2 separate regions of the Homo sapiens genome follow, and region 1 is linked to region 2. A link is a loop called in an ENCODE intact Hi-C map of the cell type or tissue named here. Cell type or tissue: B cell. All regions are shown on one strand. Links, peaks and the distances in the headings refer to the core of each region. The heading gives the core; the rest is flanking DNA.

The links. Peaks named below come from ENCODE experiments on the same cell type or tissue, not always from the same donor. Only the 100,000 strongest peaks of a DNase experiment are listed, where the experiment ranks them.
Region 1: it touches region 2 in a loop (3-fold over the local background); 2 of 110 quality-filtered maps call a loop at or near these places.

Annotation. Positions count from the first base shown.
Region 1 is chr6:13,267,107-13,282,039 of GRCh38, reverse strand. It overlaps PHACTR1 (phosphatase and actin regulator 1), which reads right to left. Exons shown (of 15, transcript NM_030948.6): 11 at 9,125-9,180; 12 at 3,711-3,772. It overlaps TBC1D7-LOC100130357 (TBC1D7-LOC100130357 readthrough), which reads left to right. Exons shown (of 9, transcript NM_001318809.2): 9 at 14,205-14,933. LOC100130357 (a long non-coding RNA gene) reads left to right here. Exons shown (of 5, transcript NR_160971.1): 4 at 487-611; 5 at 884-2,883. Among named protein-coding and RNA genes, the nearest start is that of TBC1D7, 54 kb to the left of the region's middle. RefSeq lists enhancers at 3,702-3,871, 7,550-8,749, 9,461-9,560. In B cell, for the core only: no CTCF peak of the experiment used is centred there; DNase peaks (open chromatin) are centred at 7,999, 8,769, 9,349, 9,799 and 2 weaker places; H3K4me3 peaks cover 4,445 bases; H3K27ac peaks cover 5,425 bases.
Region 2 is chr6:13,422,188-13,437,120 of GRCh38, reverse strand. All of the region lies in intron 1 of GFOD1 (Gfo/Idh/MocA-like oxidoreductase domain containing 1), which reads left to right. Among named protein-coding and RNA genes, the nearest start is that of GFOD1-AS1, 57 kb to the left of the region's middle. RefSeq lists enhancers at 4,135-4,184, 4,926-4,975, 5,814-5,873, 5,964-6,063, 7,783-7,852 and 2 more. In B cell, for the core only: CTCF peaks have their summits at 8,486 and 8,687; DNase peaks (open chromatin) are centred at 7,780, 8,120 and 8,780; H3K4me3 peaks cover 1,856 bases; H3K27ac peaks cover 4,568 bases.

The DNA of each region.
Region 1 (14,933 bases), core at 4,686-12,685, 160 kb after region 2:
TTAGAGGATGGCTGGCAGGTATCAAATAGAGTGGTGGCACACCCCGGACAGGGCCAAGGCAGGCCTACAGCTCCCTCTCAGCCAAAGGCAGGAAGCTCTGGGGATCAGGGGCTCAGCCGCCTCTGGTGCCGGCCCCCCTGCCTAGACTGCATGTAGGCCTCCCTTGGCTTTCTTAGGCACGACAACATTCTGGCACCAGTGTGGGCCTGTCGCGGGAACCCACAGGCTTCCCAGGCTGTTATGGCTGTGGTCACCGTAAACAAAAACAGCAGTCATCCTGACTCCAAAACATGTTCTCCACAATGTGAGTGCAGGGAGATTTTGTGCTATAATTAAAATACATAAAGACATGCAACATTTGCCATATTTACTCCAGATAAACAGACTCCTACTCAGAATCCTGTCTGTGTTCCTCAGGACTTGCTGGGTTTACCTCAAGGGGCCAGACAAAGTGTTATTTTCTTTTCTTCATTTTTCTTTTTTTAGACGGAGTCTCACTCTGTTGCCCAGGCTGGAGTTCAATGGTGCAATGATCTCGGCTCACTGCAACCTCCGCCTCTTGGGTGCAAGTAACTCTCCTGCCTCAGCCTCCCGAGTAGCTGGGATTACAGGTATGCGCCACCTTGTCCGGCTAATTTTTGTATTTTTAATAGAGATAGGGTTTCGCCATATTGCCCAGACTGCTCTCGAACTCCTGATCTCAAATGATCCGCCGTTCTCAGCCTCCCAAAGTGCTGGGATTACAGATATGAGCCACCGAGCCCGGCCCAAAGGGTTATTTTCTGAGTGCACCCATGATGTGAGAAAAGTTGTTAAGCCCTGACTTTCAAATTTCTCTTCCTGGAAACTGACCTGGATTTTACTAATGTCCTATCTATGGCAGAGTCTGGAGTGAACCGAAGACTAAGCATAAATGCTGCAGGTCAGGGGCTGTTTCTTATGCCTGAACATCGCGGGGCCTTGGACACCGTCTTTCCAAATCAAGACAGCATAGAGCACAAGTGCTCAGAGGGAATGAGCGAGGATGCAGCTGGCTGCTGCCTCTCAGAGTCACAGTTGGTGCACGGACCCCAGCACTAACAAACGGCCACCAGGACGCTCCTCTGTGTGCATGGGCTCATGTCCCTGACCACGAAAGGCTCAGAAGACGCACCTTTGGCCTGGTGCTGGCTGTAGCCTTCGGGGCATCTGGAACCTGAAGTCCTTCCTTGAATGCTGCAAAAATAATCTTTGCAGCCAAAGTCAGGCCCGCCTCGGCCTCCCAAAGTGCTGGGATTACAGGCGTGAGCCACTGCGCCTGGCCGCAGGCATGTCTTTTTTAAAAAGACAAAGCATGTAATTTTTATATTAGTCTCAGTTTGGTCAGAGAAAATGACTGGTCTGTTGCTATCAGCCTCAGTTACTACGCTTTATTTTTTATTTTTCTTACTAGTGCATTACAGTTAAATAGAATTTTATTGAAGAAGTTATTGGGCTGAAGGCAGATCACTGTAAAGCAGCCCCCATCACTGGCATCTGGTCTCAGTGTGATAAATGCTCAAGAGGAGAAGAACCTTCACAGGGCCAGGAAGTGATGATGTAGGTTCCCTACCTGCCGGAAGGCGCCACATCTCTGCCCGCAAAAGCAGATATGGAAGTTGCCCCTCTGTTCTCCAGTCTCTCTCTTAGAAGCAGTTATCCCCTCTCAAGCTCCTTATTTCTAACCCCCCCAGCCAGTCCCAGGGGAGGGCAAATGCTAAAATTCCAAGGCCATTTCCCTGGGAGAAGAAAGGAGAGGTGAGCAGGAACAGAGAGGCAATTATTTGATTGTGGAGACCCGCAAAACCTATGAACTATTTGGGGTCCCCATCCCTAGTGTCACCTACCCTAGGGAGATGGGTGTGGAAAGGAAGACTCTTTACTCGCTCATTACCAAATCATGCAGTTAGTCAAGTTCTCCGCAAAATCATATCAACTTTGTTAAGAGATAGGAATTAAATAAATGTCTAAGTATTTCTCTGTGACCGTCTTTTAGCAAGCAACCTTAAAACTGGGTGAATTTTGGGGATCCAGCAACCAATTCTGAAAAATTTGATGAAAATCTGATTTAAACAACTTTTTTTTTTTCTAAGTGTCTAGACCTTTCTGTATCAGAAATGAAAGTTTATCACAGTGTCTTTTTCGAGCCCCAGTCATTTCAAGGACACGATGAGAAAAAGCTAATGCATCTCTCCTGCTCTTCTCACTACTCAAGCTCAGGAAAAACTGCACCCTGCATCCAAAGAGTGGGTGGGCTTAAGGATGTAAAGGGTCCAACCTTGACGGGTGGGACAGCGACTGGCTGGTGAAGTCACTTAGCTCTTGCTCTAGTCTCCACCAGGGTGACCCCAGCCAGTCGTCTGGCCATTCAGGCACTTGTTTGTCCAGCTCTTGCTAATTGGGTTGGCATTTGGCTTGTCACCAGGTATTTGGGATGCTCGCAGGGAAAGTGTGGAGAAATACAAACCATCACCTTAATAATTGGTATGATATTTCAGGATCTCTGAATTTCTTCCTTTGTGTGATATTTCTGGAGAGAAAAATCCACTAATAAACCTTTTTAAAATTAATATTAATGGGCCTCTTAACTGTAGCTAAGATATGAGAGTATCTTTCTCTCAAGATGGTCACTGTAGGAGGCTGATTAAAAACACTTTGACTTCGTCAGACAGAAGGGAGTATTGTATCTTGCATGTCATCAATTAATTAAACTTTTCAGCATCATCCAAGAATAGCCTTAACAATGCGTTTATTATTAAAGAGGACACTCATGTGGAATGAGATGCATGCGAGGCTACAGTGCATTGCCAAACCATCTATTTTTGGGGTTAAGACTATATTAAAATTCCAGTTTTATGACTTTAAGCTATGTGCTTCTCAAACATCTGCTTTAAATTTGTCAGTACTTTCGTAATTTAGCCTAATAAAGTTGCATAGTTCTTAATTCCTAGGGAAAGAATAGTGTCAGGGGGAGCAAAAAAAAAAAAAAAGTCTATACTTTCCCAGGGTCATAGCAAATAATTGTGTAATATTCGAACTAGTAATTTTTTTTTTTTTTTGAGACAGAGTCTTGCTCTGTTGCCCAGGCTGGAGTGCAGTGGCGCGATCTCGGCTCACTGCAACCTCTGCCTCCTGGGCTCAAGCAATTCTCCAACCTCAGACTCCCATGTATCTGGGACTACAGGTGCACATCACCATGCACAGCTAGTTTTTGTATATTTACTTTGACAAAGACAGCATTTTACCATGTTGCCCAGGCTGGTCTCGAACTCCTGGCTTCAAGCTATCCACTCACCTTGGCCTCCCAAAGTGCTGGGTTTATAGGCATGAACCACTGAACCTGGCCTTTGAACTACTGATTTTGATTATGAATTTCCCATTGCTTAATGGGATTATAGTGAATTTTGTAAAACAAAACATTTAGTATAATCAAAAATACAACGCAATAGCCATCGAGTTGTTAGGAAGTAGGTGGGTGTCACAAAATCAAACAACATTGAGTGTCACCAGCTGAAAGGACTGAGGGTCATGAAGCTGAGTGGAGAGGTCTTATAGAGTAAGAGAGTGGCACTCTCTGACACAGGAGGAGAGGAACCAGGCAGCGGTGAGGCCACTGAGGCCAGCAGAGGGCAGAGGTGTGGCAGGCAGCCCACCCTCTCCTGTCCCAGCTCTTGGCATGGAGAACCACCTACCTTTCGGGTTAGCCTCCTCTTGATCTCTCTCTTCTCCTCCTGTTCCTCTTGTTCATTCCGAGCTAAAAAAAATATTTAAGATGTTTTTTTATTTCAGTAAACAGTGTTGTGTACAGGTGCATCCTTTGGACCTTGGCAGGCTCTAGGCCAAGCATCTCATTTTAATAAAGGGAAGAGAGTACTCCTGTCCCCTCCCCCAGCTGCCCTTCTCCTTATGGGGATTGCTTTCCAAACTACCTGCGTTGTTTCAAATTGCTACTGAGCAGGCTGACCTTGTCATTTTGCCTTCTTTACATCACATGGGGTTTCAGGTCTCCAGGCAGAGATGCTGGGTTGAGAAATGTGGCTACAAGGCAGGAAGGTAGGTTTTTTTTTTTTTTTTGACACGGTCTCGTTCTGTCTCCCAGGCTAAAGTGCAGTGGCACAATCATAGCTTACTGTAGCCTGGAACTCCTGGGCTCAAGTGATTCTCCTACTTCGGCCTCCCAAGTAGCTAGGACTACACATGCACGCCACCACACCTGACTAATTTTAAAAATGTTTTGTTGAGATGGGGGTCTCATGATGTTGTTCAGGCCGGTCTTGAACTCCTGGCATCAAGCAATCCTCCTGCCTTGGCCTCTCAAAGTGCTGGGATTACAGGTGCAAGCCACCGCACAGCCCAAGGAGGTGGGTGGGAATGTTGACACGGGGACACACAGGCATTTGGGGAGATGTGAGGCTCCTTTCTTTGGATAAGACTGGGGCTCACTCATTCTTTGTTGAGCCTCCCAGACACTGAAGGAGGCTCATTGTGGTATAGTCCTTGTGTCTGGTGCCCTGTGGGTGTAGAGAGAGCAGAAGACTGCCCTCAACCTGCTGCAGGAACAAGACAAGGCAGGAGGAATTTCAAAACGCTCACCTTTCACAAGCCCTGATTCCATCGATTGTTTGAATCTTCCATGAAGTCCACAGAGCATGGGTGAGGCCAGAGTGTGGGATACAATTGCCTGCATGTAGACTCTTTAGGAGTGGCTCAGAAGAGTAGACTGCAGAGCCTGAAAGCTCTTGCCTTAATATATGGGTGATTTACTCATCAGATTTTTAAATAGCTGTACATGGGAGAGTCTGGGGTAGGGGGCAGATACTTGAAGGGCAGAGAATCTGGGCTTATTTCTCCTTTTAAGCTAACTGGATGACCTGGGGTAGACCATTTCCCTTCTGAACCTTGGAAGAATTCCTTGATATCTGTGGAAGCACAGATATCAGCGTAGCATTGTTGGACTTGGAAAAACTATGGAAGTCAGCTTGTATCAAAGAAGGCCTGTGATTCTCAGCCGTTAAATTTCAAATGGCGTTAGTAAAAGGAAACACGTTGATTTTGGCATAGGGTGCATCACGACTGCCTGGGACACTAGTTGGCTCATTTTGAAAATCACAGTTGTTGAATTATATTTTGGTAACTTCATTAGTTTGTTGTATTGGTGCACACATGCAATTCAGGTATGGTTGCTGATTGTCTCAGTATGGGACAGGTCTTTATTTTATTTTTTAAATTTTTTTAATTTTTTATTTTTTTGAGATGGAGTCTTGCTCTGTTGCCCAGGCTGGAGTGCAGTGGCATGATCTCGGCTCACTGCAAACTCCACCTCCCAAGTTCAAGCGATTCTCCTGCCTCAGCCTCCCGAGTAGCTGGGATTACAGGTGCCCACCACCACACCCAGCTAATTTTTGTATTTTTAGTAGAGATGGGGTTTCACCATATTGGCCAGACTGGTCTCGAACTCCTGACCTCAGGTGATCCACCCGCCTCAGCCTCCCAGAGTGCTGGGATTATAGGCGTGAGCCACCGCGCCCGGCCTTGGGACAGGTCTTTAAAGGAAGGAAACCCCCTGTGCCTAGAAAGGGGTGGGGACCATCTGATAACTGTGTCACCTTTACACTCAAGGTGACTATACCTCCCACTAGCACAAGTGGTGTAAGGTCAGAGCAGAAATCAGGCCCTTGAGGGCCACCCCCACGGGCCTGATTTGGCCCCCCAACCGCCTGTGGGCATAAGGCTTTGTAGAAAGGCAGCACAAGAAACAGCCACATCTTGCTGTGGGCTGAGGTCACCAGAGGTCCCTGCTCCAGCCTACCCTACAGTGCCTGAAACCGTCACCATGAGTGTGCTTTCCTTTGGATTTAGAGATCCTATCTCCCTCCCGGAGAGGTTTTTTTTTTTTTTAATGCAAATTTCTCTTGAATAAAAGCCCATTAAACTAGTCAGCCATTAATAGCTCAGTATGAATTAATCTAGTAGAGATAAACTGGGGGGCAGACAGCAACACCCGGAAGTAGGGAGCCCCCAGACAGTGACATTTGTACAAATGCAAATTTCAGTGGGATAAAACCTATTAAACTAGTCAGCCATTAATATCTTAGTATGAATTAATCTAGCAGAGTTAAATGGGGAGGCAGACAGCAAGAACCAGAAGGAGGGAACTCCCATTTTGCGATGTCTCAGGTGGGAAAACGGATGGAAGAAAAGGTGGTCTGGATGTTGGGTCACCAGGGACAGCTAGAGGGCACACGGTGAAAATTTACAGAAGCACAGAATACTAGGGCCATGAGGGGACCTAGTGACCACCTCGTCTACCACTCCTGGTTTATAACTGAGGATCTGAAGCCTCAGGGGTGTTAAGTGGCCAGTCACACCCTACCTGGCTCAGTGGTTACACAGATAGGTTTTTTCCTGTGGTCATGTTTTGTGTGGGGCCGGCTCTCCTCCTCATTACTAGCCTCAGACTTCTGATCCTACAGGTCCCTTCAGAGCCGTGAAGGCGGGCATCCTGTGACACAGCTGACACAGCATGGAGCCTTCATCTCCTATGTGCGTTTCTTAGGTCACTCTGAGGGGTGGGGCCACAAGCTACCACCTACAGAATTGATACCTTTAGTTCAAAGCCATTGACCAACCCAGGTTCATGAATTTTCAGGCAGAAGGTACCAAGACAACCCCATTAGGCAACTAGGAAGACAGGCCAGGAAAGGCCTACGATGTCGTCATTACAGCTGCCACCGTCAGAGGGTTCATTATGTGCTCAGAGGTGCACAGGGCCTCACTGGCTGCTGGACAGAACAGGGGCTGCTCCCAGGACCAGGCAGGGTGGGGCTGGAAACCAACCCAAGGCTCTCAAAGCTCCAGGGCTGAGCCATGGCATCTCTGTGCCCTGTTCCCCACCACCCAACACCGAGCAGTTCCTCAAATGGCTGAAAGCTCAGAAAATCAGTTTTAAAACAAACTATTGGAGGATGTTTTCTTATACCACTAGACATTTTTTTTGTTTAACAATCGCAATAGATTAAATTTAAAAAAATATTTAGGAGAACATAGTTCCAGAATACAGGGAAAAATAAGAACCTATGGGAAAACAAGTTGATTTCTGAAAAGTTTCAAAACTATGAAATGACCAACCTGTTAGAATTGGTCAAGTAGTTCTTTAATTTGCAACTATGTGGCCAGGACAAGAGGGATTAGGGAAGAGAATAAAAGAGAACCATGGGAACAATCTTTCACAACTCCTTTTTGGTCCCCTGAATCTAAGTTCCCTGGTTGATGGCGGTAAAAACCCAAGCTCAAAGGACCTGTAGTCTCCCAGGGATCTGGACAAGCCACAGCGGGGATCTGATATCTTTGAGAGAGCCCAGAGCTGAGCTAGGGGATTTTAGATCTCTCCAGAAACCGTACTCCTGGTGTGATAAGCACTATTTTCTGAAACCTAAATAATCCCCCGGAGGCTTTTAGCTTCTTTGAGTTTAGGTCTCAGGTCAGAGGCCACAAGTACAGCAGCGGGCTGTGAGTAAGTTGTACAGGTTCACCTGGCTGTTTATCTTTCTCTCCAACAATGGGAAGTTTATAATGGCTCAGGTACCAGATTGGGGCCGAAAGGAAGACATCCTACAAGCCAAATGCTTCCCTGACCTTGGAAATGCTTTGAAAAAGCTCTGAATTCATTATATAGAATATTAAGCTTGGAAACTTTAAAGGGTACCCCTTGGGCAGAAAAAAGTAAACACACATTCCTAGAGACCTAGGCAAAGCGTAGGGTTCCCCCACGACTGAGGAAGGCTAATCCTGAAAATAACTTCTACTGAGAGTTGAGGAAGTGGCGGCTGGCGTGGGGACGGGAGGCAAGACATTGATAAAGGCAGAGTTGACATAAACGGACATGCGGGGGCGTCGGGCGGGGGTGGGTGCTGTAGGCAACAGGTCTCCCCACCAAAGCGGAACCCAGCACCCACCTTCAGCAGACTACGAAATGCCGACCAAGTCACAAGGCCACAGTGAGCACGGTAGAAAGGTAAAGTCAAGAATATCTTAGTGTGGTTTCAGTGGAAATTCCCGGCAAACTCACACTGCGGTTGCATGTGATTTACTGGGCACGGGGCGGGGCGGGGCGGGGGGGCCGGGGGAGGCAAGGAGTCAGTCTGTACAACATAGCATTTCTAGAAAACTCTGCATAGTATATATCTTTCTCTTCTGGAGAGAAATTAGAAGTGTGTTGTGGGGTAGGGGGAACAGGGTCATGAATTAAGCCAGAAATATTTGTTCACTATCTTGAGGCCAGTGTTGGCGAGAATGGTAGCAATGAATGAATAGAATGGTTTGATATTTAAGTTATTTAATATCTACCACTAAACTGACGCATACTGCTGTCCATCAAATGCTTGATCTCTTTTAGTATTTTGTATCCTGTTTTCTCTTTTTTTTTTTAAAGCACCAAGTGGATCCTCTGTACATATTCAAATGTCTCTGTGTCCTAAACCAAACAAGGGGCTCATTTATTTTTTTCTGTCTGCAGCAATGGTGAAAGGCAGTTTTCCTCGAATGAGAGCATCAGACAGGCATGCCCGGGACCAGCTGTGGGAATCCTGAGAGACAGACATGAAGCACTTCACTTGGAAATGCTTTCTTAGTCTTTCAATTTAACATTCAAAGGGATGAGGGATTTTTATCAACAGCAGCCAGCTGCAATGCAAAGTCATGCTTTCTAGTCTCAGTTCAAATGGACATTTCCCTTATTTTAGCCGTGCATATCACAGTCTCCATTTTCAAGCCAATTCTGGTTTAAAGGTGACCCTGCTCTTAAAAATCATTAAATAATAAGTGGTCTCACTCTAATTTTTCAGCTTCTCTCTGACTTTACAACTCACTAAAAGGAAGGTTCTGCCTGCCGCCCGTGAGCTTCTAAAGAATAAAGTGGAATAAAATTTGCCTTCTCTTTGGGGAGGTCGTCTTTGGTGTTCTAACATGCACACATGAAGCTTCAACCGTTAGAAAGGTTTTCAATGCTTTCCGCAGAGGCGCAAGGTAGAAACCTTGTGGCCTACCATTAAATAATAACAAAAGCCGCCACAAAACATCAGGGATTGCCATGGGCTTAGTCACTTACGTTTCAAAATGTTCCTCTGTTCCAGTTCCTCTGCAGTTGGCCTCTGGCTCAGCCGCCTACGGAAAAAATCCAGGAAAAGTTTTTGGACCATATCATAGCCTCCTTGGGTCATTAATTTCCTCGGCCCTTGCAGATACATGAGACAGTCAGTGGCTGGAGTTCTTGTTCCATCCTGTGCTCTGAAAGACTGACTCTCGCCACCACCGCCTCCTCAGTTCCTCAATTTCAAGCCCAGGAGAGGCACGTGCGTCATGTCACAGCCGCTGACCCCCGCCCTCCTCCCTGCAGCGGCCCCTCCCCAGCCCCATCTCCTCCAGTGGCCCCAGGCAAGTGGACTGCAACTCAGACGGGACTCTTTTCTTCACAGAAGTCCTTTTCTTTCCTTGTGGCCTCCTAACTTGGGGACTGTGGCCTCTTGCCTCTCTCTCCCTCCCTTGAGGCTAAAGCCTGTCTCCTGCCTCTTCTGTGCAGACCCAGTTAGAACATAAAGAGGTCTGTGGCCCCGGGGACATGTGAGAGAATGTGTCTGTCTGCAGAGAACAATGGCTGCTCTTCTTCTGGTCCTGCTCCTCTTATTTCGGAGGCTTAGAAGACATGAGTGGCAAAGGCACAGAAATGATACTTCTGTGGCCAGGCGTGAAATTTAGCCACCGTACATGAAACATCATAGCCAGGGCATGAGCCTGCAATGACGCAATGGGTGGAGGCGGGACAGGCAGTGGATGGCACGTAGTGACAGAAGTAGCCAGGGAACGGGCATGGCATCTGAGGGGAGAATGCCTGCATTAGGTCCCAGGAATGACTGACACGGACTCAGGAGCCTGAGCAGGAACAGAGACATCTGTACCTTTGAAGCTTTTGGTAATTATTTAACAACCTGCAATTATCCGGCATTCCACTTCACCCATTGGGATGAGGTGTGTGAGAAACTGAATCATTGTAGAAGAAATTTTAGGCTTCTCAGACTCCTCTATTGGGATCTAAGGGGTAGAAATGATGCTCTCCTAGTTGAGGAAGTTGCAGTCCCTCCTTGGGTATTAGAAACTGGTGTCTATAGTCGGCAAGATGTTCACATCTTGAAATCTAAAGAGAGATCCTAGAGTGAAAATATCAAGTCAATGAAGTCTCCAAACCTAACTACAGTTGGTCCTCTGTGTCCATGAGTTCCACATTCTTCGGTTCTACCAACTGCTGACGGAAAATATTAAAAAAAAAAACAAACAAAAAACAATAGTCTAAAATTATTGATATAGCATTTATCTTGTATTAGATATAAGTAATTTAGAGATGATTTAAAGGATATGGGAGGATACACATAGTTTTTTGCAAATACTACGCCATTTTATACAAGGGACTTGAGCTTCCTTGGATTTTGGTATCCAAGGGAGTCCTGGAATCAATCTCCCAGAAAGGACTATATTTTTAATTCAAAGCTTGTTGTCATTTGTGTTTTTGTTTATTGTGCTGGGCCAGAATCAATTGCTTCTGTGACATTCCCGTGTCACCACCACACATCCTATATAGGGAATGGGCTTCAATGTCTCATATAGTTTGGATATTTGTCGCTGCCCAAATCTCATGTTGAATGGTAATCCCCATTGCTCGGGGGGAGGCCTGGTGCAAGGTGCTTGGATGGGGAGCCCTCATGGCTTGGTCCTAGCTTCTTGACAGTGAGTTCTTGCAAGATCTGGTCATTTAAAACTTTGTGGCGAAACCCCGTCTCTATTAAAAATACAAAAATTAGCCGGGCATGGTGGCACATGCCTGTAATCCTAGCTACTTGGGAGGCTGAGGCAGGAGAATCGCTTGAACCTGGGAGGTGGAGGTTGCAGTGAGCCGACATTGCGCCACTGCACTCCAGCCTGGGTGACAAAGTGAGACTGTCTCAAAAAAAAAAAAAGAAAAAAAAAAAGCATGTGGCAACTCCCTGCTCACTCTCTCTCTCTCTCTTGCTCCTGCTTTTGCCATGTGATGTGCCTTCTTCTCCTTCACCTTCCTCCATGATTGGAAGTTTCCTGAGGCCTCCCTAGAAGTCAAGCAAATGCCAGGGCCATGCTGCCTGTATAGCCTGCAGAACCATGAGCCAATTAAACCTCTTTTATTTATAAATTACACAGTCTCAGGTATTCCTTTATAGTAATGCAAGAATGGCCTAATACAATGTCAGAGAAAGGATTTTTGGTCATATACCTGCTTATAAAGCCTATAGCACCCTGAAACTGTTGGAAATTGCATTCCAAAGTGTTTTTAAGAGTATAAGAACATTTTCATATTTATTATTCCTTTTCAAAATATCCCTGTGGTATAATATAAAACATATTTATCTTTGACCCAGTTCCTATCACAGAGCACCTAAAACCCCTGGAATTTCTGGGGTGTCAGGAGTGTATTTTGTTACTTGGAATGAGTCCCTTTGGATTACACCAGAGTTTGTGCTAATTAGGTGACTTAGGATGGGGCTGGCCACCAGAAAGAACACATAGTTAGAGGCCTGGAGCTTTCAGCTGGGAAGCAGGAGGGTGGGGGGCTGGAGGTGAAGTTCTATGGAAACTCTTAAACCACAAGATTAGATGAGCTTCCAGGTTGCTGACCATGGGGCTGGGGGGCACTGTTGGGAGGGTGGCACCCAGAGAGTGCACAGAAGCTCTGCCTCTCTCCCCCAATACCTTGCCCTGTCCATCTCTTCATCTGGCTGTTCATCTGTAACCTCTGTAAGAAACTGGTAAAGTAAGTGTTTCCCTGAGTTCTGTGAGCTGTCTTAGCAAATTATTTGAACACAAAGAGGGAGTTGTGAGAACCCCAGTTTACAGCTAGTGGGTCATAATATAGGTGACAACCTATGACTTGGTATTGGCATCTGAAGTGGGGGCAGTTCTGTGGGACTGAGTCCTTAACCTGTGTGATCTGACACTGTCCCAGTAGAAAGGGTCAGAATCAAATTGAATTACAGGATGTCCAGTTCATGTCTGCTGGAGAATTGCTTGGTGTGTGGGGAGCTGCCTCACACAGAAATGTGTGGGGTCACAGAAGTGTGTTAAGTGTGAGAGTAGAGTGAAAAAAAGTTTGTTTTTTTCTTTTTTTGAGACAGAGTTTAGCTTTTTTTGCCCAGGCTGGAGTGCAGTGGTGCGATCTCAGCTCACTGCAACCTCTGCCTCTCGGGTTCAAGCGATTCTCCTGCCTCAGCCTCCTGAGTAGCTGGGATTACAGGTGCGTGCCACCATGCCCCGTGCTAGTTTTTTGTATTTTCAGTAGAGACAGGGTTTCACCATGTTGGCCAGGCTGGTCTTGAACTCCTGACCTTAGGTGATCCACCTGCTTCAGCCTCCCAAAGTGCTGGGATTACAGGCATGAGCCACTGCTCCCAGTCAAAGTTTGTTTTTTCTCTTTGCAATCCCATTAAGACATTTTTCATCCCCATTGACAAGGGCCAGCTGTGTATTTGGAAATTCACAATATTAGGGGGTCTAAATTTGGATGCAGTAGTCTTTGAATTCTTTCTAAAATAGCATTCTCACGCTGCAGGAGGAAAGCGATGATTATGCAACTGAGTGAGCCGGTGTCAGAGGTCTGGAATGCAGCTTACCAACTCCACGTTGAAAGATCTTAACAGCTCTTTCTCACCTGCCAGTTTATTTTCCCTAAAAATACTTGCTGCTTTTATAAGAGATGCGCAGCCACTTTTATGGAATGGTTTGGTAATACCCAGGCTTTAAGTCAAGCTAAGTTTTGGGGGCAGAATGTTTTGAGAAAGCCTTGTAAATGTGGGTGGCGCCTACATTTGGAGATCAGGCCAGTGTTTTGGAGTCTTATGCGAAGTGTCTGCAGACTACATTGTTCCCTCATCAGCTTTGACGGTGCCATCCCATTGATCTCATTAGTGAACATGACAACTGGCTCTGTGGTGGCCTCCCCTTTTTTTTATGGGTGGTCATATTTGGAGGGGGCAAAACTGAGTGACTAGACTCTGATCAGAGAAAATTCTGTTATTAACTAGGCTGCTTTATAGTCAAACACTCATAATTTCAAATGAGTTCCTCTGTTTGTGTTTCATTTCTCTGGAAAGCGACTGAGAACATCAAGACTAATCATAGCTATAACATGCAGCTGAGCCCGCCAGAAGGGCCTGTGCTATAGTTAGTTGTTTTGACCTTGAAAATGAGATTTGGGAGGAAAATGATATGGTGGCATTGTAAGGACAAAGCACTAAGTAGCTCAGGAGCTAGGAGGTTTGGGTTCTAGTCCAGGCTCTGCTCTGAACCTATTTACCTCAGACAAGGTATCAGATCCTGCTAGGCCTATGCTCTTTTCTCTGCAAATCATAAATACTAGTTTAATAAGCTAAGGCTGATTTAATGCCTATAATGTAAGGGTATGGTTCCAAGCACTGTACATATGTTAGTTCATTTAATCTTTATCTTAAGATTTTTAACTGAATTCCAGTTGCAAAGTCTCCTTTGCCCTGGGACGTTACATATTCATAGATCTGGGGATGAGGATGTGGACATCTTGTGGAAGGGTGGCCAATATTTTGTCTGCCATAACTATGATACTTTACTAGTCAGAGGTTGCAAACTGATGCCTGGTGCACTGGATTTGACTCTATCAGTTCTCTTTGGCATGCTCAGAGGTTACACTTTTTTCTCTTTTTTGAGACAGAGTCTTGCCCTGTCACCCACGCTGGAGTGCAGTGGCACAATCTCAGCTCACTGCAACCTCCACCTCCCAGGTTCAAGCGATTCTCCTGCCTCAGCTTCCCGAGTAGCTGGGATTACAGGTGTGTGCCACCACGCCCAGCTAATTTTTGTATTTTTAGTAGACATGCGGTTTCACCACGTTGGCCAGGCTAGTCTCAAACTCCTGACCTCAGGTGATCCACCCACCTCGGCCTCCCAGAGTGCTGAGATTACAGGTGTGAGCCACTGAGCCCAGCTGGTTATACTTTTTTTGAGCCTGAATGCCTTTAGACAGAGTGTGTGATCAAATTAGCCCTCTCCCCAGGCCTCACTTATGTAATACAGGTGAGCACGCTCACATCTGTCCTGCTTTTTTTTTTTTTTTTTTTTTTTTTTTTTTTTTTCAGATCATTCCTGGACCCCCGAGGGCCTCTGAGTTTGAGACGCTGGCTGAGATCAAATGATAAGAATTCCAATTTTTGTTTTCCTAAGTCTTTCATCTGCTAATCTACCCAACATGAACCACGGGCCACATGAAGGGCCAGACACATTCTTAAGCGGCTCACAGCCTAGAGGTGCACATCTGTGATTACAATGTGCAAGGTAAAACTGGATCAACAGTTTCCAAGGACTGGCATGTAATAAAATATCCTCAAAACAACAAGCAAGTTGGGCGTGACTTAGACTTTCACTGCCCATGTAGAAGGCACTGTACATTCTTGCAGCATCTCAGTTGGCCAGCAAGAGGTGAGTCAGAAAAAAACCATTCAGCAGCCACATGGAAGTGGGGCTCACTGGGCACAAGGCAAAACTGTGAAGAAGATAAAGTGTCTGTGGTTCTGCATTGACTCTATTCCCTGGAGTCCTCCCCTCTCGAGTTCCTAGAATTATGTTATCACTCTTGCTCTATCTCATTCCTATCAAGACCTGTTTTAGAAATGGGTGCCACAGACTCAGTTACATTCAAATGTAAACCCATTCATTCATTTAGCAAGTTACTTATTAGTGCCAGTGCTGTGTCAGGTTCTACATTAGGTACCAGAGTACAGTGATGAGCAAAACCAGTCCCTGCCCTTCTGGAACAGAGAAGACTGGAAGAGGATGGGGGTAGCCATTAATCAAACAGTCACAGAAAT
Region 2 (14,933 bases), core at 3,974-11,973:
GACCCACCTCATTTGGGTCAGCCTTTCCCTTTTTCTCATACCTTACTCACACTTTCCCTCTGAAAGTGGTTTTAGGAGATAAACACAACTTGGCCAAGGGATATCCAGGCCCTGCTTTCCCAGAGCCTCTGAGGCTGATGCCGTTGGACCAGCAGCTTGGCCTGGGGCTGTCCATATGAGCTGGCTCTGCACAAAGCTCTGAACTGGAGTTCTGAATGAACACAGTGCCTTTGATAGAATGTCACATAAAATGATCTCGCTTCATATTTCTCAGGCTAGCCAAGCCTTTTATAGGAGTAATCCGATAGCTCATCAATCATTTTCTCATATACGAAATGGAGAAAATAAAGCCACAGAATGATTAAGTATGTGCCCAGCAATTCAGCAATAGCGGTCAAGGTGAAAATCGTCACCCTTCACCTTTGCAAATCGACTTGTGGAAATTCATTTAGCTACATTAGCACAACTATTTATTGCAGCATTGGTTATAATACTGAATAACTGGAAACACCATATGTGTCTATGTAAATAGGGGAATGGGTTAAGTGAATTGTGTCATATTAATACAACACACTATTATGCAGCCTATAAAACCATAATTTAGATTTGCATATGCTGATATGGAAAGATCTCTAAGATACAGTAAGTGAAAACTTAATATGTGAAATTGAATGCAGAGCATGATCCATTTGTGTTAATTATGTTTAAAAGATAGATATTCTAGGAGAATATATAAGAAACTTTTACAACTGTTTTATTTGGGGAATGAACAGGAGTTGGCAAGGGAAAAACTTAATTTCATTTTATTTCCTACTGTAGTGTTAGACTTGTTTTAACAAGGAACATATTCATGTTTTACTTTCATTTTTAAATTAAAGTTTATTTATGTGCTTTCAAAATTTAATTTTTAAAAACATGTTTGTATACTTTTAGCTCAGGTAATACACACATGTGATTCAAAATTCAAAGGTACAAAAGAGTAAAGTATGAAATGTTAATCTTCCTGTTTCTCCATCCTCTGGTCACCCAACTCCCCTTCTTGGAGAAACCACTGTTACTCCCCGATAACAGAGATGAATGTTTCTAGAAGTCAAGAACGCAAATTGGGTTTCATTTCTGTGATTCTAGTATCTTGTAAATCCTTCCAGATATTCTACTCATGTAAGAGAAAGTTCATTAAAGTTAGTTTCTAATTATATTTGTAAACATGAATGTGTGCTAAAATCTCCTTTGACCATCACTCCTAACCCCTCTCTTCCATTCCTATATTTATAATATTAGGGTTTTAAAAACATAGCTAGCTGGAGAAGAAACCCAACTTTTCCAAATTTATTAGTCAAGAACAGCAGGCAAAAGTTCAAAGTTCCCAGCTAGCCTGTTACTTAGGGCCCACACTTTGTGCACAGGAAATGCTATGAAACCATATTATAAAGAGTCATTGCATGGTTTGGATCAAGTCTAGCTTCCGGGGAAGGCATGCAGTGGGCTTGGAGCAGTAGCTGTTTACCAACCAGCACAGAAGTTTCTCAACAATGCAACAACCTGCTTGGATGTACTGCGGGTCTTACTGGGGCAAACCCACCTGGAGGGATGGTGCCCATGACTGGTATAGTTTCTTTGGAGCTAACAGTCTAGTACAGGAAAACACACCATTGATTATTTAATTACAATTATAATAAGAGAGATGAAAGAGAAATAAGAGCATATGCCAGGGGTCTGAAGTAGTTCGTGAGTAAAGGAAGTCTTATTTGAGAGGAGAGTATGAATAGGAAATTAGAGAGGGAGGAAAAGTGTATTCCCGGCAGAGGGTACAGCATGTGCAAAGGTAACTTGTTCAGGATGCAAGTAGGGAATTAGCACCTCTACCACAACCAATATTTTACAGGTCAAAGACACACTCTTCAAGGGTTCTCTGCTGCTCTGTGTTTGAGTTCCATTGCTTGTTGTTTCTTTATTAGCACTCTGTTCCCGGGTAGGTAAATAGAGACGGCAGTTGTAGCTCAAGGCTGCAGTCCCCAAACCCCCTTCTGTAAGGACATGAAGGCTGGGATGTTTGTGAGTATAGCACAGAATGTGCTTGGAGGTGCTCAGAAAGAGAAAGCTCTAGAAAGGGGCAGGTCTACGGTTGCCCTGGAGGTGTTTGGTTTGAGACATGTGCCGCTCAGGATGTGTGAGTTTCTGCAGTGACCTTGCTGCCGCAAGTGGTCTGTTGAAGGGTCAGATGCTGGTTGAACATGTAGCAAATTCTCTAGGCCTCTGATTTTTCCAACCACGTTTTGCCTTGCTGTTTTTGGTTCTTCTGCTGTGTTCTGGCCTGTAGCCTGCTCTTCTGAGAACCTACTATGCTTCTATTTACTGTCTTCAAGGAGTACCTTCCCTGTTTCATTTGCCTGGCTGATTTTTACTGGTCTTTTATGTTTTGCTTTTCTGGATGTCTACTTCTCCTTCCAGTTCAAGAGTTAGGTGCTTGACTTCTGTGCTCCCATGTACCCTGCACTTAACTTTTGTGTTCTTATAATGCCCTGCACTTGACTTCTGTATTCCCATAAAGCCTTGCACTTGACTTCTGTGTTCCCATAATGCCCTGCACTTGACTTCTGTGTTCCCATAATGCCCTGCACTTGATTTCTGTGTTCCCATAAAGCCCTGCACTTGACTTCTGTGTTCCCATAAGGCCCTGCACTTGACTTCTGTGCTTCCATAATGCTCTGCACTTGATTTGTGTTCTCATAATGCCATGCACTTGATTCCTGTGTTCCCATAATGCCCTGAACTTGACCTCTATATTCCCATAATGCCCTGCACTTGATTTCTGTGTTCCCATAAAGCCCTGCACTTGACTTCTGTGTTCCCATAAGGCCCTGCACTTGACTTCTGTGCTTCCATAATGCTCTGCACTTGATTTGTGTTCTCATAATGCCATGCACTTGATTCCTGTGTTCCCATAATGCCCTGCACTTGACCTCTATATTCCCCTAATGCCTTGCGCCTGACTTCTGTGTTCCCATAATGCCCTGTCCTTGACTTCCCCGTTCCCATTGTGGCCTCCACTTGCCCCACACAGGCTGTAACACTGGCTGTGACTCTGATGCTCTCATAAATTGTGGTGCTTCTCAGGACTGTGTTTACTTCCTCTTAGTATTCAGGGGCCTGGTGCAGGCCTTACAATAAGACTATGAAAATGTTTGTTGAGACGATAGTCTGCAGATAAGCGCCTTTGGGAACTGGAACAGGTGATCTGTACGGGCTGAGGGAGCCTTAATGGGAGAGTCGGCTCTCTGACTGACTCTCATGGTTTGGGCAGAGGAGAGAGGAAGTTGTAGGCATTCTGGGTGAAGCTGTTGGCAGTGCACTGAAGAGAGAGGGAATGCAATGTCACCTCTCAATGCAATGTCTCTCTCTTCAGTGCACTGAAGAGAGAGGGAATGCAACATGAAGGACAAAAGAAAACTTCCCCCACCCCAACCCCACATGAAAACTCCCCTCAAGGCTTTCTTCCATGAAAGTCCTCCTTTAGCTTAACCCAGTGATGTTCAACTGGGGAATATTTTGCCCTCCAGGGAATATTTGGCAATGTCTGGAGACATTTTTGGTTGTCCCAATTGAGGAGCTATCAGCATCTAGGAGTAGAGGCCAGGAATGCTGCTAAATATCCTATGATGCACAGGACAGTCAGCTCCCTACAACAAAAAGTGACCCAAAGGCCAGGGCTGGTGGCTCACGCCTGTAATCCCAGCACTTTGGGAGGCCAAGGCAGGTAGATGATCTGAGGTCAAGAGTTTGAGACCAGCTTGACCAACATGGTGAAACCCCATCTCTACTAAATACAAACAATTAGCCAGGCGTGGTGGCAGGTGCATGTAATCCCAGCTACTTGAGAGGCTGAGGCAGGAGAAGTGCTTGAACCCTGGAGGTGGAGGTTGCAGTGAGCTGAGATTGTGCCATTGCACTCCAGCCTGAGTGACAAGAGTGAAACTCCATCTCAAAAAAAAAAAAAAAAAAGGGACCCAGCACAAAATGTCAGTCATGCTGCCATTGAGAAACCCTAAATTAGGCAGACTGTGGCTTAGCCACATGTTGATCATGTAGACTGGGGCTGCATGAGTAAATGTTGGATGTTTCTAATTAACTTGTACATGTGACCAGTGATGTTCTATGAGCAGTGTTATATGACCAGAGATATAGGAGAGGAAGCTGGTTTGGGGCAAGTTGCTGCTTTGTTTATTGACACTCTGTCTTCTGTCACTGCATGGATGAAGGTTTGGTGGGATATGCAGTTACAGTGTAGGAAGGGGAGACAGATGCACAGGAGACAGAGCAAGGTGGGAGGAGAGGCTGCAGTAGCCTCTGTGCTGCCCGCTCAGGGAACAACCATAGTGATATGGCAGGATGTGCACAGGCCACAGGCTGGAACCTCAAGGGAAACCGTGTAGCTGGGTGTTGTGATAACAGCAAGGTAAGGGACTGGATGGGGTTACTTTCTTTTTTGATGCCCTTTCCTGAAGTTTCCCTCTGGCAGAAGCGTCACCTTTGGCTGACGTGGAAATAGGAAATTCACCCTGTCTCCCTCTTCTGTTTTCTTCCTAAGGTTCTTGTCTGTTTAGAATACCATTAAGCTGGGCGTGGTAGCTCACACCGTAATCCTAGCACTTTGGGAGGCCAAGGTGGGAAGATCGCATGAGCCAAGGATTTTGAGACCAACCTAGTGAGATGCCATCTCTGCAAATAATAATAATAATAAAAACTATCCATGGTGGTGCATGCCTGTGGTCCCAGCTACTTGGGAGGTTAAGGTGGGAGGATCACTTGAGCCCAAGAGGTCGAGGCTGCAGTGAGCCATGATTGCACAACTGCATTCCAGCCTGGGCCCCCATCTCAAAAAAAAAAAAAAAGAAAAGAAAAGAATATTACTTAACCAGGAAGAAATCTGGTGATTAGTTGTGTGGAAAATGGCTGTCTTCTGTTTCTGAATGGACTTGTGCTGTTACACCTGTTGGTTTTTTGTTTTGATGTTTGCCTGCTCAGAGTGGGTTCAGAAGCCATGTGGTGTGTGACTTGGGCCTTGCTGGGGCTGAGTCACCGGGGAATGAGAACCCTCTCCTCCCTGAGCTGTGTTAACAGAGTAGAGGCAGAATGCTGCTGAGGAAATGGTCTCTTAGTGATTTTGAATACCGAGGGTGGAGAGAATTGCTTTTTTCATGAAATCTGCCGTTAGAGGCACAGGCTCTGAACAATCAAATATTTCTGCCAAGCTTTGGATTTTGAAGGCAGGCAAAAGGAAGGAGGGACTTTGGGAAAATGACTTTAATTAGAGATTTTTAGCTGGTGACATTTCATACTTGGTGCAACCTGGGAACTAAATGTAAGTGGTCATTTAAGTTTGTATTGAGGTGCTGGGTCCTTTATTGCTTTGGTTTCTTTCTCATCACAGATGAAAAGCTTCATTCTTAAAATAAAATTTGCATAATGCTAATTGGAGTAGGGCCGTTCAGAGAAGAGAGTGGGTGCAGTTTTTTAGTTAGAAAAGTGCCACCAAGCTCTGTAGCTAAAAGGGCATTTGGCCCTATTGGTGAGTGTGGAATTATCTGGAGGGAAGGCTCTTTCAGCGTATGACTTTAAAGAAAGATCACAGAGAAACTGAAAGTCCAAATGAACCTGTGTGAAAGTGCGGCTAGTCAAGACAAGGTGGTACCATCATGCTCCTTTTGGACGAGGAGAGAATATGAGTGGTAGAGTAGAAAGAATAGGAGGTCCAGGATGGAATCTTGACTCAGACTAAATGACCTTGGAACAATTGCTTAACATTTCTGAGCCTCAGTTTCTTCATCTGCAAAATGGGCAATAATAATAATCTTACTTGCCTAGAGTGGTAAAGATTGGACACCATAACCGTGTGGTACACAGCACAGACCGTGGCAGAGCAGGTGCTATCATCATAGTCCCCACCACCACTAACCTCAGGCCCATAGATTTCAGTTTCCCTTCTCCAACTCATTCTTCTTTGCAGAATATAACATAGTGATTCAAAATAAGCAATGTGAAATTAAATGGCCCTGATTCAGTCCCAAACCCAGACTTATTAGCTGTTTGACCTGAGACAAATGCCTTCACTGCTTTCTTTATGCCTCGGTTTCCCGATGTATAAATATGGCAGTGAATATCAAATGAGATGAAGCACATATAAGGCATTCGTATGATGGCTGGACTGTAGAGAGGGCAGGAGAAGGTTACCTGAAAAGTTGGAGATGGAGTGTCCTCAGGTAGGTATCCTGATGGGAGGGAGTCCTGGAGAAAGAGAGGGTGAGGAGTAGAGTTTGGTAGCGAGCCTGACAGGAGGAGGAGGGAGTAGGGCAGACCACCCAAGACCCACAGATAGCCCTGGTTTCCACTGTCTGGAGGCTGTGCTGGAGGCCACAAGGATACTTTTCCCTACCCGCTGTCCCACTACTCCTGCCATAGGTGGACTCCAAGAGCTTCTTTCATTAAGTCTTCCCCATTGTACACAAGCTGCCCGTCTCTATGGGAACCCCATAATAGGAGTGTTGAGAATATGGATAACACTGTGGCCAATCCCTGCACTCTGTTTATGCTTGATGCCATACCCTATGTGGCTCGGGTTCCTTCACAGTGCAATGGCTGGATTTTATTTTTTAATTTTTATTTATTTACTTATTTATTTATTTTGAGGTGGAGTCTCGTTCTGTCACCCAGGCTGGAGTGCAGTGGTGTGATCTCGGATCACTGCAACCTCTGCCTCCCAGGTTCAAGTGATTCTCCTGCCTCAGCTTCCCAAGTAGCTGGGATTATAGATGTGTGCCACCATGCCCGGCTAATTTTTGTATTTTTAGTAGAGAGGGGGTTTCGCCACATTGGCCAGGCTGGTCTCGAACTCCTGGCCTCAAGTCATCCACCCGCCTCTGCTTCCCAAAGTGCTGGGGTTACAGGCATGAGCGACTGCTCCCGGCCTGGCTGGATTTTAAAAGCAAGCATTCCTACAGAGTGCAGCTACACAGAAGCTGTGATCACCTTTTATAGCTGACCCTTGGAAGTGACATGGTGCCATTTCCACTGCATATTTTTTCATTAAGCTGGTCCCAAAGATCCATCCAAATTCAAGGGGAAGGACATATATTTCACTTCTTCATCAGGAAGTGGCAAGGTTCTGGAAGAACATGTGAGATGAGAAGTAGTGTGATCACTTTTGAAAAATACAACCTGCCATACCACTCTATACATGCATGTGTGTGTATATATATGTATAGTAGCATATTTGTATAATAATGTATATATTACATATCTATGTAATATTCATACATATGAATATATAAAACTTAAATGTTTTACAAAATAATACTTCCCTTATTACCTAGGGTACACTCTATGTTCTCTTCTATTCTTTTAAGAAAGATGCTCTTTGCCAACCCACTCAGTTGATTTCCTGCCACACTATTGTGTTGTGCCCTGTTCTATTTCTTCCAGATAGCCTTGGGCAAAGGGCTGTTTCTTAGAGCGCCAGTGTCTAGGCTGTGCTCAGGGCACTACCTGACTACGTTTCTGGCCAAGCTTTATGACGTCAGCAGTTCCTGTTGTACTCCTGGTTTTTGGCTAGCAGTAAACCCAAACTTTTCTGTCTGAGAGGACCGTGGAACTCACCCTCTCCCTGTGTCTGAAATTCCCTGAGGTCTTTGCATTCGATAGGCATTCAATTGCATTCAATAGTTTGTCGTTCTTAAAGCAGCAAGCTGGCAGAGCATCCTGGTTGATGGCATATAAACAAACCAATTCATAAGTACAGCCATTATTTCACGTTGGGGCCACACAACCCTTTGACAGCCAGTGTCTGCCGCATAGGAGACCAGCTCCTCCAGGCAGCCTGTGGCGCTGTTTCCCTTTACTGGCAGCTGTGCTATGGCCAGCCAGGGCTTCTCAGCCCAAAATGAGATAGCTCCAGTCTTTTCACTCTCATGAAAAGAACAGCTTCCCACCCATCTTGATTTCTGCTGGGGTCTTTCCTCTTTGTGCCATTTGAGAGCCACCTGGGAGCACATCTTAGTAAATATATGACCTGGGCTCATGTTTGTAGAGTCCTGTCTGAGCATCTAGCAAGCTGGCTCACGTGCTCAGGGACTTGGTACCAATTAAGACATTTATTCCCACTTTTCATATGGTCGAGAAGATGTATGTCCAACACAGTGCTTTTAACTAGGTCAGAGAAAAAGCAGGCGGGAAGCTATACATTTTACAATACTTAGTGGACCTTCTTGCTAGAATTAGTGAATGGTCAGAAAGTCCGCTTCTGATGGAGGGCCAAAGGGAGCTCTTTCAGCTCACAGCCGGGCTGTGGTGTTTGGGGAGGGAAGTTTGAGAGTGGCCGCAGAAGTACAGATGATCAAAAGCAGTACTCCTGCCGCCCGCCCTGGGAGGGGGCCTGGACTCCCTCAGGGAAGGCTTTTTTGGTGCTTTGGGTAGAGAAGCTGGAGATAGCAACTGTTGAATTTCCCCAGGCTTCGTGATTTAAAGCCCTGAGCCTTTTTCCATTGTTGTTCTTGCAGCGGCCTTTAATGTGCTGGGTGTGAAAGGGAGTGGAAATGAAAAGCCAGCGCATCGCATCGCACTGGGGGCCTGAGATCAGAAGGTGATGGAAAATGGAAATGTCAAGTTTGCGTTTCCACTGCTGGCCGCAAGGGCCTCAGGCGGCACCCCCTCCTCCCGCCTCGGCTTTCGCATCCTTCTCACTTCCTCCCCAGCCCCCCAGTTTTCACACGGCCCAGTGATAAGTGTCACTCTGGGCTGAGTGAGGCTCGTGGCTTGTCAAAAGAGGCACTAGGACGAGAACAGAGAAATTCAGCATGGGCTTGAGAGGCACGTAAAGGAACTGGCCTTCTAAAGACACCGCAGAGAGACCGCAAAGTGGGTTGGTTTTCCTTTTCTAACACTGAGAAGAAAAGGAGTTCAAAATTCACACATGGTTGATAGAAAAGACGATCTGTTTCCACATGGACTTTCCTATCTCTGTGGTGCCCAGGATGCTTAGACCTGTGAGTCTTTGAACCCAGCTTGTGTTGATGTAGCTCGGGGCACTGTCAGGCCTTTGTGCCCAGCCAGGCGTGGAGGTGTTTGAAAAGAGAGCCATCAACACCTTTCCATCGGGGACTTGCGATTTTTCTCTTTTGGTTGAGTCAACTTTGAAGTTTAGTAGTTCCTTCCCACGCTTGGTGGCCACAATGTCACGAGGCTCAGCCTGGTGTCGTGGGGCTGCTAAAGATTCCGTAGAGGCTGGAAAGGTGCCTGTCAGGGGCACCAGGAATTACGTACAAGTCTAAGGAAGCTCCAGGCTTAGGAAATAGTGGGATAAACCTTCCTTTATTATCGCATGGGATAATCACATTTGTGAAATGTAGATGTCTCAAATTTATACAAATTGAATTCTGAAAAACATCAGAAAAGTTTATTACAAAGCCTTTTTTTTTGAGACAGGCTCTTACTCTGTCACCCAGGCTGGAATGCAGTGGTACAATCACAGCTCACTGTAGCGTTGAACTCCTGGGCTCACGCGATCCTCCTGCCTCAGTCTGCTGAGTAGGCGGGACTAGAGGTGCACACCACCATGCCGGGCTAATTTTTGTAGCGATGAGATTTCACCATATTGCCCAGGGTGGTTTCAAACTCCTGGGCTCAAGGGATTCGCCTGCCTTAGCCTCTCAAAGTGCTGGGATTACAGGCATGAGGCACTGCGCCTGGCCAACAAAGTCCTTTTTTATCATCATGTTTTTAACTCTTCACAGTTTTCTATGTCTGTTACCTCACTTGAGCCCAGCTGGATTTTTGACCATTTGGATAACAGTTATTGGATTTTTCTGGAAGTCTCTACATGCATGTTCTCTGTTCAAAGGGCTTGAGGTGGACAAGTTATGCATGGCCTTCAGTTTTGGGAAGACTCTGTATGATCCTGATAAATGTAATTTCAAGATGATTATATCAAACTGAAAAAGGTGCATTGTGATCCTCTGTTACCTCAGTTTTGTCCTGTGAGGTCCAATCACACACAACTTCGGAGCCACTGCCCGCTTCCTTGTAGTTTACAAAAAATGCTTTGCCACGCTCATCACAATAACTGTGAGAGAGATATGATTATATTTCTGCTGTGCAGAGGAGAAAACTGAGGCCCAGAGAAGTTAAGTAACCTCCCCCAAGACACAGATATGAGAAAGAGATGAGACTCAAACCCCAGCCTTCTGGCACCAGGGGCATGTTCTTCCACCAACAGACACTGACAGCCGTTGCCAGAACAAGAGAAAGCTGGGCAGAAGTCGACACCTTTGGCAAAGGGCTGCCTGTCCTCTGGCCTTGCTGGTTGTTAGCCCCGCTTCTGCTCATAAGGTCCTGCATTATCCCTCGCTCAGGGGTTGCCTTGCGATGGGCCTGGTCACTCTGCTTCCGCATCCTCAGGGGGCTTGTTCCTTCTGCTTGTCCCAGGTGCTCCCTGGACCTCACCTACCTCGGGTGCCTTCAGAACACCAGCAGGGGATTCATTCACCTTCTTAGGGGGTAGAGGCCGCTTCCCGGGCGTTTAAGGGACAGGCAATGGAAGTGGGATCCTTGAGAGACCAAAGGACAGTGACGCAGAGGTCATAGTTACTTTCCTGGGAGCAGAGTAGGTTCGTGTCTGGTTCCTGGTCCAGCTCCACTTCACTGCTCCCATTTCCCTTGTGGCCCAGATGGCACAGTAAGAGCTGGAGTCTGATGAATCTGGGGTTGTGTGTGGGACACCAAGCCCCATTGACGCCTGTTTCTGTGGCTTCCTGGCTCTCATATCTTCTGTATTATAGGACCAGGCAGTCTGGGCCTGTGGCCTGCCTGGGGGCGTGTGTGGCCTTCTTGGCCCAGAACTCCCTCCTAGGAGGCACAGCCAAGCCAGGGGAGAAGGGAGAGAGCTGGAGACTGAATCATAGCCTGACTAACCTGCTTTCCACGTCTGCTGGCTGCCTAGAAAGCTCTGTGATATTTGCATCTCGCATCGTGTGCCCTGGAGACTTAGAGGTAGAGCTACTTCAGAAACCCAACTGGCACTGCCTGGCGTGAGCCTGCTTCTGTGTGAGCAGCATGGCGGAAGACCAAGCTTGTCCAGCCTGCAGCCCGGCACGGCTTTGAATGTGGCTCAACACAAATTCGTAAACTTTCTTAAAATGTGAATTTTTTTCTTTCTGCGAGTTTCTTTTTCTTTCTTTCTTCTTCTTTTTTTTTTTTTCCTAGCTTATCAGCTATCATTAGTATATTTTATGTGTGGCCCAGGACAATTTTTTCTTCTTCCAATGTGGCCCAGGGAAGCCAAAAGATTGGACACCCCTGGCCTAGACCCTTTTCCTGAACCTGGCTGTCATCATCATTTCTGTCAGAGCCGGATGGAGACTATTTTTAGTTGGCTTTCTGGGTGAGATTTGACAGAGGCCAGGATGGGAGATGTCAGAATGTGTATACTGGTGAGGAAGCTGCATGGGATGAAGATCTTGAAGCTTTCAGATCTGAATGAGGACTGCCAATTCTGGTTTATCTCTCTGAGCAACCCCATGAGGGACTTTAACAAGCTCACAATTTTCAAATAGATTTTTGAGCTGTTTCCCAATCCTCCTAATCCTGTCTATTTTAGCTCTGGCCTGGGGAACATCAGCCCCAGGGTAGTGGCCAAGAACACAGGACACCTGGGGCCAGACTGCTTGGATTTAAGTCTGGGCTCTTCCTCTTACTACTTCTGGGACCCGGAACAAGTGACTTAATCTTTCCGATCTCAGTTTTCTCATCTTTAAAATGGTGGCAACAATGGTAACTAACTCAACAGGTTGTGGTAAGAAATAAATGTGTTAGGCCAGGCTCAGTGGCTCATACTTGTAATCCTAGCACTTTGGAAAGCTGAGGTGGGAGGATTCCTTGAGCTCAGGAGTTTGAGACCAGCCTGGGCAACAGAGAGAGACCCCATCTCTACAAAATAAACAAAAAATTAGCCCAGTATTGTGGCATGTGCCTGTGGTCTCAACTGCCTGGGAAGCTGAGGTGGGAGAATAGCTTGAGCCCAGGAGGTCAAGGCTGCAATGAGCCTAGATTGCACCACTGCACTCCAGCCTGGGCTACAGGATGAGACCCTATCTCAAAAAAAAAAAAAAAAAAAAGAATTAAATGTGTTAATATATATAAAGCCCTCAGAATACTGCTTGGCATATGCTAGGTGCAATATAAATTTTGGAGCTGCTACAGTTATTGTTGTTATTATTATAATGTTTATATGATTTGTCCCCTCATGAGAAGTTCTCTAGATTGGATGGATAATTCCAAATTTGTTTTTAAAACCTTTGTAAAATTTCAAAATGATGCAAAAGTATAAAAGGAAGACTTTTTGAAAGAAAAAAAACCCTTGTATCAATGAGGAATAACCACTATTAATATTTTTGCATTTCTTTCTATATTCTATACATTTTTATATGCACATAGTTCTTAAAACAAAATAATGATTATACTGTTTTTCCAATTTTCTCCTTAAGAGCGTGTGGGTATCTTTACATGGTATGGAGTCTTCTTTGAAACCTGATTTTAATAGTTTTATGTTGTTCCATTATTTAGGGTAAGTATTAAAGTATTCTCTTGTTCACCTCCACATGTCCAATTTGTACTCAATGGGGTAAGTTTGAGAGGGAACCCCTTGAAATATGGCTTCTCTGTTTAAAGAGGATTTAAGATAAGCGTTGATGTGATCACCGTGGTCACCATCATCATCATCATCATCATCTTCCTAATGTTTGGCAAATCTGTTAAAGAAATGAGCATACCCAGAACCAATGCATCAGGGTTATGTGAGGGCAGCCTCCAACCCATTGTAGAGGCAAAATTTTTGGCCACTAGACCTGAGCTCAGCAATGGAGTGGTAACTCTCTGAGCCCATTATAATTATTTTAAAAAAAGGGTGAATGACCAGGCTGGTCACAGTGGCTCACGCCTGTAATCCCAGCACTTTGGGAGGCTGAGGCGGGTGGATCACCTGAGGTCTGGAGTTCAAGACCAGCCTGACCAACATGGAGAAACCCCATCTCTGCTAAAAATACAAAATTAGCCAGGCATGATGGCACATGCCTGTAATCCCAGCTACTCAGGAGGCCGAGGCAGGAGAATCACTTGAACCCAGGAGGCAGAGGTTGTGGTGAGCCACAATCACGCCATCACACTCTAGCCTGGGCAGCAAGAGCAAAGCCGTGTCTCCAAAAAACAAAAAAAACAAACAAAAAGAAAGGATGAATGACCATCTGCTGAGGATGCTCTTGCTTCGGGCGGGAGGTAGATCAAAAAGGATGTCTAAGGAAGGACTTATCTCTGAAATACTTCAAGTGAAGGAACTTCATGTAGGGCCATGTAGTGGGAAGAGGATGCCTTCCATATCAAAGTGGGCCCACCCCCGGTTCTGCTACCGACTCACTGAATGCCCTTGGCTCAGTAACCTGCACCCTAAACACCCTCCTCCTCTGTATGGTAAAGTGGACCTGACCACATTCTCAGGGCAACCTGCGACACTCATGGAGAGCCGCTTGCCTCGAGCTTTGCGCATGACAGGTCCTCAATGAACAGACCAACTATCATATATTTCAGGCGTGTCTGTGTGTGTGTCATGGTGCATGAGTTTCATCTGTCATTGGGAATCTGGCCTCAATGCTGGGGTGAGGAGTTTGGGTATTTATACGTTGCTTCCTGTGTGTCAGGTATGGTGTCAGGCATATTACACAGATAAATGCTCCTTGACCTAAGATGGGCTCAACATTCTAATAAACTCATTGTCAGTTAAAATATTAAGTTGAAAATACATTTAATATCCCCAATAAACCCATCTTAACATCAAAACATTGTAAATCAAACTGTTCTTAAGTAGGGGACTGTCTATATTTATCTTGAAATCTAACACTGTCTGGGGTTTCATTCCCTTATTGTCTTTTGGAAATGAGACAGACTTTCAAAGGCATTCACTTGGTTGGTTTTCAAGAATGTGTTCAGTAACCCAGCTGCAAGGGGGTGTCTCTGCCACCGTCGGACATGCAGTACTTTGTAAGTGGCCTGTTCATTCCTGGACTTGCTCTTCTACCTGGAGGATGTGTGTGTAAAATGAGGTACATGTAGGAGAAATAGCCAATTAACGCAAGCTGGGTTTAAAATAGCTCCTTGGGTGAACCTGCTAGTCACACACATTCACACAAAGCCTACCTCGCCACACCGAATTTCCAGAATTGTTAAACCAGGCCAAGACATTCCCACCAGGGCACTTCCTGTTTCACTAAGAGAAAATTCTTGCTAAGAATTCCTGCCCTCTGGTTCCCTGCAGCTTTCAGGAAAGCTTTTGTTTAAACAAAGGAACCAGCCTACTGGTATCTGGGTGAACACAGGCTTCCTACTTAGATGGAAATGATCTGAATGGAGGGGGACACGGGTTTCTTTTTTCATTCCTTTTTTCCCTGTCATCCACCTGAACGCTAGTGACTTACTTGCAAAGGATTGGAGTAGAGACACGTAAAAGACGTCTTGACTTTTGGGGAAGTGACTTTCTGCTTCTGTCTTGTCAAGGCATTATTTTAAATAAATTGAATAAGCAGGAAAGTGGAGGATGAAGGATTTGTTGGATGATATTGAAGCTGGGAGAAAATGGACACTCTCTGTGTAGCATCTTGGGGACACTAAGTGTCACTTGGTGGACCCTAGTTTCCTCCACGGGGTGGATGGGGTCTCAAGCCCCCTCCAGCTACGCCATTTTCTGCATTTGCAGAGTCAGATTTTCTCTCCTGAGAATCCGTTCGGACAGCATGTGTTTTAGGGTTCTTTTACTCCACTTGGGGTTTTTGCAACACAACAAAACATACAAATGAGCTTCTTGTTCATTTTGTTGTCACCAGAACCTAAGTATTGAA